3 separate regions of the Homo sapiens genome follow, and all the other regions are linked to region 3. The links are chromatin contacts, found by Hi-C or POLR2A ChIA-PET in ENCODE. All regions are on one chromosome and are shown on one strand. The core of a region is the stretch at or near the end of the contact, and the rest is flanking DNA. Distances in the headings are between cores, read along the strand shown. Region 1 overlaps LINC00924 (long intergenic non-protein coding RNA 924). Region 2 has its middle 39 kb from the start of LETR1. Region 3 has its middle 83 kb from the start of LINC02852.

The links. A loop is a pair of places that touch in the nucleus more often than their neighbours do. ChIA-PET counts read pairs that join two places held with the same protein, here RNA polymerase II (POLR2A). Pooled maps may share reads with other maps.
Region 1: a loop to region 3 is called in a map of endothelial cell of umbilical vein, with 3 times the contacts of the local background. The contact joins two enhancer-like sites. A Hi-C loop is called at or near these places in 1 of 168 maps with a recorded cell type or tissue (endothelial cell of umbilical vein) and 4 of 50 pooled maps.
Region 2: a map of endothelial cell of umbilical vein shows a loop between it and region 3 (9-fold over the local background). The contact joins two enhancer-like sites. A Hi-C loop is called at or near these places in 1 of 168 maps with a recorded cell type or tissue (endothelial cell of umbilical vein) and 1 of 50 pooled maps. POLR2A ChIA-PET finds 5 or more read pairs at or near these places in 1 of 52 experiments (activated CD4-positive, alpha-beta T cell).

Annotation. Positions count from the first base shown.
Region 1 is chr15:95,456,273-95,458,986 of GRCh38, forward strand. All of the region lies in intron 3 of LINC00924 (long intergenic non-protein coding RNA 924), which reads left to right. Among named protein-coding and RNA genes, the nearest start is that of LINC00924, 25 kb to the left of the region's middle. Within about 2 kb of position 1,434, at least 5 of the 41 ENCODE cell types and tissues checked have a DNase peak (open chromatin) inside an H3K27ac peak, as active enhancers do; they include endothelial cell of umbilical vein, where a contact is called at or near this core.
Region 2 is chr15:95,364,404-95,367,412 of GRCh38, forward strand. No RefSeq gene overlaps it. Among named protein-coding and RNA genes, the nearest start is that of LETR1, 39 kb to the left of the region's middle. Within about 2 kb of position 1,428, at least 3 of the 41 ENCODE cell types and tissues checked have a DNase peak (open chromatin) inside an H3K27ac peak, as active enhancers do; they include endothelial cell of umbilical vein, where a contact is called at or near this core.
Region 3 is chr15:94,670,495-94,673,194 of GRCh38, forward strand. No RefSeq gene overlaps it. Among named protein-coding and RNA genes, the nearest start is that of LINC02852, 83 kb to the left of the region's middle. Within about 2 kb of position 1,442, at least 5 of the 41 ENCODE cell types and tissues checked have a DNase peak (open chromatin) inside an H3K27ac peak, as active enhancers do; they include endothelial cell of umbilical vein, where a contact is called at or near this core.

The DNA of each region.
Region 1 (2,714 bases), core at 184-2,683, 790 kb after region 3:
GCACGAGGATATTTGCAAATGTGATTGTGCTTTCTCTGCGAAGAATGCCCTTCTACTCTTTTTCTCTTCAAAATCCAATGTTAGTGCCTTCCTAATCCCTATTCACTCTTTAAAATTTCACGTGGCATTATCCCTCTTCCAGAATGCCTCTTATACCATCCTATTAAGGATTCACCATAGCACCCAAGGCACACTTTTATCTCAGCACTTTGCGCATCTATTTTATTGACTGCTCCATTTTTCTGTTTTCCCTGGAAATTTGCACTTTGTATCTCAGGCCTCTGCCACGGAACTTGGGGCTTAGGAAGTGTCCAACTGATGTTTGAAAATTAATAAATGAATGAAAGAATAAATCTTATTGTGACTGCTATATAACAAACCATTCCAAAAGGTAGTGGCTTTAGACAGCTAGGGTTTATGATCACTCATGCATCCGGAGATCAGTTAGGACATAGTTGATCATAGCTAAGCTTGGCTGGGATGGCTCAGCTGATTCTGTTCTCTATGTTCTTCATCTTCCCCTTGGGACAAACAGTGCTGCCCAGGTATGTTCTCATGGCTAAGCATAAGCATAAGAAAGAAAGCAATACCATGCAATGCCTCTTAGGGCATGCTCTCATTTCTACCTTATTCTTTTGGCCACAGCAAGTCATATGGGTAACCCTAAGTCAGGGGATAAGCTCATATACTTATCTCCTTAAGTCACATGTGAAAATCACACATCATAGGCCATAGATACAAGGAGAGATAAAAAATTGGTCACAATAATAAAACCAAACCTATCAAAAAGAAAATGCTAACAACCATGTTAAGAACAGAAAATTTGAATACTAACAGAGCCATTTGACCAATCTCAAGTATTAACGACTCTATCTTCATGTCACCAACATATAACCCAGCCACTTTAATGGCACATGTGTCCCATAAATATTTACCAGATTGTGTTAGATCATAGGAAGTAAATAGAGAAATCACAATTGGACGCATCCTGGTAAATTTAATTTTATGCTTTTTAGAAAGAAAATACTCATGGCAGGCACATGCAAGTGTTATGGACACAAAATGAAAAGCTAAATGATAAATGTTTATCTTGTATGCATGAAGATACTTTGACTTCTGTTTACATATGTCACCGTGGAAGCTGGTTTAAAAACATTTAAGTCCCCCTAGTAGTTCCACATCCAACGACTCCCTTTCTCCTGGACACCTTCTTATTTTCCTTATAACAAGTTTGGAGAAAGGTCAGGTAGGCATTGCTGGCAAGTCTTCTTTTCAGAGTTTCTGCTCAATCACAGAGCTGATGTTCAATCTCCGAAGTCGAGGCGTTGATTTACCAGGAAGAACATAGTTAACTTAAAAGCAGAAAAAGCCCCGGTGGTAATCAAGCCCTGTGAATTCCTGGCCCTCTTCCCCGGAGGCCCAGTGGGGCCCACTCAACGGGCCAACCCCACACCATGCATACTGGATTGGTGGTCCTCTTATCATAGAAAATTCCGCCAGTGTGGCCAAAACATACAAAAGGAAGCACACAAGAAAAAATGTGAATATAATATGCAGGCCCTGGATTGAGTTTTATGAAAAGAAAAAAAAAAGAGGGGAATTTTTCTTAGTTCTTTTTCATAGTTCATAGGATAAGAAATAACAAGACAGATTGCTTATCAAATGTGAGTAGTTTTACTATTTTTTGTGGCAAATTAGACACTAAAAGGGCAGGTTTAAAGTCTGTCCTAATTTTGCCTTATAATCAGATAATTTAAATTTGACTATAAATAGAATCATACATTTTCCCACGATCTGCCTTTCATTTCACACAGAAAGAGTTGTATTATGTATTGAAAACATACAAATCCAGGCATTCTCAAAACTTCTTTCTTTTTTGACTTTAGCTTGTGATAATACAGTATGGTATCGGAATCCTGCCCTATGGCTACAAAACATTAAATTTCTTGAGGCAAAAAGATGCTTGTCGTTCTCGTTTAATCTACCAGAATTTCAGAATCTTGTACTTCCAATTTCAGAAGAAGTAAAAGATGAGAATGTGCTGTCCTCTCTTGCCTGGCCTGGCCCAGTCTCCCTGATTTGTTTCAATATACAGAGACTTCCCTATATAAGCCACCTCCAACTCCAGCATTTGCATTTTTCCACCTTTCTGCTTGTTTATAGTTCCCCTCCATTTTCTTCCAGGAAAAAGTGTGCAAACAACAAATGCATGTTCTGATCTTATTTGAGCAACAAAATCTTGACAGCGTTCTCACCACCATCAGGAAAAAATTCCTTCCATGAACCTAACCCTAGAAAATGCAAAAATTATTGACAAATGTAATGCAGTGGTCAACTTCTTATCTGTAGCCTACAAAACATTAGACATTAGTTTGTTGATGGGAATTAATACGGCCCAAAGTCCTCATTCATTCTTGACAGTTCTATCATATTACTCCATAAGATGCTAAGATATTAGTTGCTGGAGGTGGGGGCAGGGGAGAGAGAATTGATAGAGATGGGAAACTAAGCTGCTCTGCAAATATTCACAGCTGCAGCTTTCTGTAATCATGCTCCTCTTTCCAGTTTCCAGTGGACTTTGAAAAGACAAATTCATAAGAGTTATTTAGCCATAAAAGGGAATCAACTCCTAAGCCCGGCTTCCTGAAGACCTCAGAAACTGAATTACCACAGCACTCCCTAAGGTCCAGAACACAGATTTTTGTTCCCCTCCC
Region 2 (3,009 bases), core at 178-2,677, 690 kb after region 3:
AAAGGGAAAACAACTCCCAGAGCCAAAGTTTTGCATAAGATGGTAACAATTGTCAGTTTCCACCTGGCAATAAAACTCCCCAGCAAGCCCTTCTGCTAATACACGCTATATGGCAGTAACCGTCTTTCTTTCTCCTATGGAGAGTTGTAAAGTCATAAAGTAGATGAGTATTACTGATTTTAACCTGACATATTTCCCTGTTCCTTGAATTTGCACCTTAAAAAAAGTGTAGCCTTGACACATTAGTATTGAACACTCTTGCCCTCTTGTTGAGTACGCAGTAGCTTAAAAAAAATACTCATTTTCTTCATTCCATGCCCCTACTCCTTCCATTTTTCTTTAAAAATTGCCTGTAGTCACCACAGCTTTGTTATGGAGGGGAAAAAGTAACTTGAGCTATACCATTTGTAGAGCACTTTGGCGTTTACTCTTTAGTGTATATTCTCTTTCTTAAATTTAAAAACATATTAAAAGGGAGGTGTTTAGCTCCCATTTGGCAGATGGGACAACTGAGGCTGAGCTTGACATAGCGCGTTTTCCCAAATTCTGCAGCAGTAAGTAGCAGTAGAGCGCAAACTAATGTCCACGTGTAACTGGCATCAATACCCAAATAAAGTGCCTTTATTTATTATAGCACCTGACAATTACATAGCAACTTCAATTTTTCGGAAGTGCTTTTCTTTTTTTCCCTACATCATTTTCTTTAAAAAATAAGTTCAGTAGAACCCAGCCACATTTTAAAGTTGCCCAGAATTCAGAAGCACAGAGAAGTGATTAAACTTATTAACAAAGATACAGTCAACTAATATGAACGTGATATTCCTTTTAGATATCTATGAACACGTGTTCTCTTAATGATTATATGCCATATCTCTCCATGTATTATCTCAAGGAAGAAAATAAACATGGATTTTCATGAATGTAATTAATGTGTTCCGAGACAACACTTCACGTTTTACTGAATTCCCTATGTACTCAGTTCTAAGGTCATCTCTCCAGAAGACAAAATAGCCCTTTTTGTTAAGTTGTCTGGAGGTTTGGTTTGTTTGTTTATTTGTGTGTTTGGGGGCGGGGGGTACATCAGTTTCTCTAGAAAGCTGGCTCCTGCGTTCTCAGGGGTTATAAAAATGGGAATCATTTTTATTGGCAATCCACTGGAATAGTGCTGAGACAAATGGAAACTTGAAGATAAGGATCCTCTGAGGTGAGAACATACAGCTGTTGGGAATTGCTAGAGAATCTGACCAATAAAGGAAGTCACTATTTTTCCAGGCCTGAAGTGAGTTATAGGGCGAGACGGGTGTTGTATATTTATGTAAGGCAGCAGCAGGGAGTTTAAGCGGCTGTATATTGCTGAAAGAGCATCATTCACATTCAGGCAGAGACAAAAGGTGGAAATGAAGTAACATCCTGGCTGAAGAAGGCCTCACGACAGAATAATAACATTTCAGAGAGGGGGGCCGTGTGCGAGGCTGTGGGTAGGCCTCAAAATGAGGAAATGATCAAGATGCCTTGTCAGGCCTTCAGAAAACAGTTACACACACACACACACACACGCTCACACACACACACACACACACACAGGCACTCAGGATTAAGGCCTGGCCAAGCGTCCTTGGGAAGGAAAGTCATTTATCTTTCACAGAAACGCGTACACAATTACCCGCAACCTTCATCAGTACAGTCAGCAAGATAGGTTAGCCAAAACTACTAGAAAAAATATATATCAATACACATATTACAGTTACACTTCCATTTGGTATTTATTATTATCATGTACTCTAGCCTCACTGCATCAGTGTGGATACTAATTCAGGACAATATTTGAAGGACTAAAGTGGTTCTGGCTGCTCAAAAGACTCAAAGGAAGGGGGTAGGCTGGGGGGAAGAGACTGTCTTATCTCCTGTGTTTATTTATTGTGTCCTTTTGTTTAGAGGAAGTAGCGAGAAGAAAGGGGTCATGAAATTACACGCCTCTAATGACAAATGGTGAGAGGAGAGACAATCCACTTCAGAAAAATGATCAAAAGAGGAGGAAAGAAAGAATTTTAACATTCAAAAAATATATGTAGCTAGTCCGTGAGGCTCTTCTAAAACGCTGCACTTCTGTTTGGTAGAAATAGTTTAGGGTGCACCCAAATGCTAATGAAGATGTTATCAAATTTTTAAATGGTAGATTGCGTTGAATATTTCAGAAACTTTAGTCATTTAGAAAAAGCCTAATGTAGATAGAGTAAGAATCTTCTGTCACACAGGAAGCTCTTAGTTAATACTAAATTAGGGTGGTTATTAAAACACAGGATGGCACAGAACTGGGATGAAAATAGATATATTTTATCCTTAAAGTTTATTTGTCTTTGAAAGCAATATGACAATTATGAAAATTTTAAGTAAAATTAAAAGACGTCTTTGAAAATGTTTGTGGGCCGTGGACTAGATTTGTGAATTTTCTGTATTAGGACCAAGTACGATGAGATGTCAGAGTGAATTTATACTAGACAAACCATTCACTTACAACCTCATGAGTATCTTGCTTAAGTTTTTAGGGAATAGTAGAATCACAAAACGAATACACTTGTTTCTCTGTTTTTCATTTATTTTTTCTTCTGCAGCTACACAGCTAAATATTAAACAACTACGAAAAAACAAAGCAAAAAAGAATGCTGAGCTGAAATCATTTAATTTCCTTCATTGACCCTTCCTTAACATTGTGACAACTCAATGTTTCAGTCACACCAGAGGGGTTTACACATTCAACTCCAACATTATCAGAACATGGTATTTAGGAGGCTTTTCAATAGCCAAAGGCTAGGAAGACTAAGAATGAACACAGGGCTCTTCATCTTTCTAGAATATGAGCAATTCACAAATGGGAACAGTTCATACTGCATTCGCAGGTGAACTTACCCGGCACGGAGCTGAAGCCAAAGATTTCTAGGAATGACAGCTTCAGCACATCCGTGAAATGATCCTACTTGCCAATTTCCTATTTTTCCACAGGGGACATCT
Region 3 (2,700 bases), core at 192-2,691:
AGTTTCTAATTCCTGTCAGGCACAGATTCTAATATGAATGTGGACATTTCCTTATTATCGTAGATTTCCTAGACATAACCCTATTGTCAGTGATAGAATTCTTCCAGGCTGTTCCTATTTCTGTTTATAACCAGAAGAGGGCAGTCAGGTTCCATGATTCAGAGATAATTGCCACTGCCTCAGAAAGTAAGATTTCCAATAAATCTCAATGATTGGAATTACGTTTTCCTTTAATAGTATTAAAGGGCGTTTATAATTACCTGAAGAGTTTTCTGCTTTTATTAAAAACCTTACAACCTTGGTGAGATGGACACTTTCTTCAAAAGAGATGAAATGAAGGTATATATTTATTTGGATTATTTCTCCCTTGAACATGTTATTTCTGTTCCTATCAGCCTTCTTCAACATTTAGCTGGCACATGAGGGAGGGAGAAAATCTTATCATGTAGATAGTCCTCCTAATTTATAACTTTGTGGCATTTTATAAGTAAAAAGATATCTATTGTACAAGGCAAAGAACATTCATCAGCACTTCAGTTTCAAATCAAGAAGAGAGAGAGAATTAGAAAAAAAAAAGATTCACAGCAATTGAAAAACAGATATCTGCCAGAGGAACTTAAAATTCCAAAACACTTCTAGCAACACTTACTTACCATGAGAAAAAAATAATTACACTTCTAAAATAAAACTTTGAGTAAAACAATGTTAGAAGAATGTGATGTATTTTTTTCCTCCTGAGATCTCTTCTATAAGCAGTTGAAAGAAAATAAACATAAAGCTGAACACAAAATACAACAAACATTTCTGCTACCTTTTTCTCTTCTTTATTAGTAATAAAACCAGAGACTAGAAACCCCCTAATTTACTGAAAATAGAAAAACAGATATATCGGAATGAAAGCTTGAGTATTCAAAAAATAAATTATTTTTAAAGGGCCAGCCTTAATTTTAACATATAAGAAAAAGTTAATTTCAGGACGTAATTTCAATAAAACGATAGCCACAAGAGTTAACCATAATTCAGGCTACTTATTCTTGTTTGTATTTGAAATGTTCCCTCTGTGTTAATAGTGCTTCTAATGCTATTTCTAGGTGATTGTGCAGGGAATCAGTACTGTCTGATGCGGACAAATATGTGTATACTTGTGTTTATATGTAAACTATATATATATACGTATGTGTCATATGGCTGTGTACATTTCTATCAGCTACCTGCCTACAAAATAGCTCTCTCATGGTTATGGAATTCACCAGCCCCGCATGCACTCCTCTTGAGGCCTGTGGATTAACCAGGAATCCAGGTGATTTTCTATTTGATCCATGCCTCCAGCCCCTGGCCCACCGTTCCTGTAGATGCTGCCTCCAGAAAGAGCTGCCTCTGAAAGTGACCTTGCTCAGCAAATGCCTATTGGCTTACACAGAAGTAGCAATGCCTTTCCCAGAAGAGGCGCTGCAACTGGTGCTGCTGTAAAGATGGGTATGGGATCTGGGGTGGGAGGGAAGAGAGAGGAGGGAAGCAGCTTGCCAAGTCGCTTGGGCTACTTATAAACAAACTCAGCCATTGTTTCCCAAACCCTTTACAGTGGAGAGGGGAGCTGGACACACACTGTGTCCTGGACTCTATTTATGTTCTGTGCTTGGGGAGAGCTGCTTTTAAGAGACTGATTCGGTTTGGAAGATGATTTCCATCAGCTACTTTTAAAAGATACGTGCTATTTCAGCACAAAGCTGAAGCCCCTGTTAGAGCTGCACTAGGGATTAGGAAACGGCGTGTATTTTAATGCCTTATGAATAGGAGTAGCTGATAAAAGAGGCTCTTGTTACCACTGCTACATTTAAATGTGAAAAGCAGCTGCTTCTAGGGAGGAGGGGGTAGGGGAGAGGAGAAGAGATATATTATTTTCATAGGGATTTAATTTTCAGACTACACTGAAACCATAGAATACCAATGGCCATTCTCTTATCGGCAGCTCTCTAATCGTACTGAGATCTGTAAGATTGTGGAGAGGGAAGGAGAGGGACTGGGAGGCAGAGAAAGGGATTGTGTGTAGCGATGAGGCTGGCCGTTTTCATCTGCGTGTATGTTTTGAACCTCAGATCAAAACGCACGCGTGGTGTTTTCTTCTTCTCTTAGGAGCATTAACCCTTTAAACTTTCAAAATGCCAGCCAGTTAAAGAGTTTGATGCAACTATGCTGTCTTCAGAGCATGCAATTTTTCGATGGGCCCTGAGAATAAGATGACCACTGAGACCTCATTACAGAATATGGACCAGGTGTACGCGCCTGTGGCCAGGTCGGGGCAGGGGGCATGAAAGAGGGTCTCTTCCAACATTTCAGAGACAAGGATTTCAGGTAGAATCCAGGACGTATTATGAATCCAACAGAGAAAGGCTCTTTCTGCAAATCTTATGACCACCGGAAGCTGATGATATAAATAAGACCTAGGATTATTAAACAAACTAGCAGGTATTTGCCAAATACTATCAGTATTTGAAGAAATACGACTAAAGAATATAGATATTTTGAATGAATGAATCAATCTGGGCACCATTATTTTTCTCTCCATATTATCACTTAATAGCCTGGTTTTGTTTATTCTCATGTTGGACTTATTGAAACTGATCGCTAGTGAATTTTCTGTGTGTTTGACCCCTGACCTGCCCATGAGGTTTCTAAAGTACTTCTTAAAAAACCTAGGGT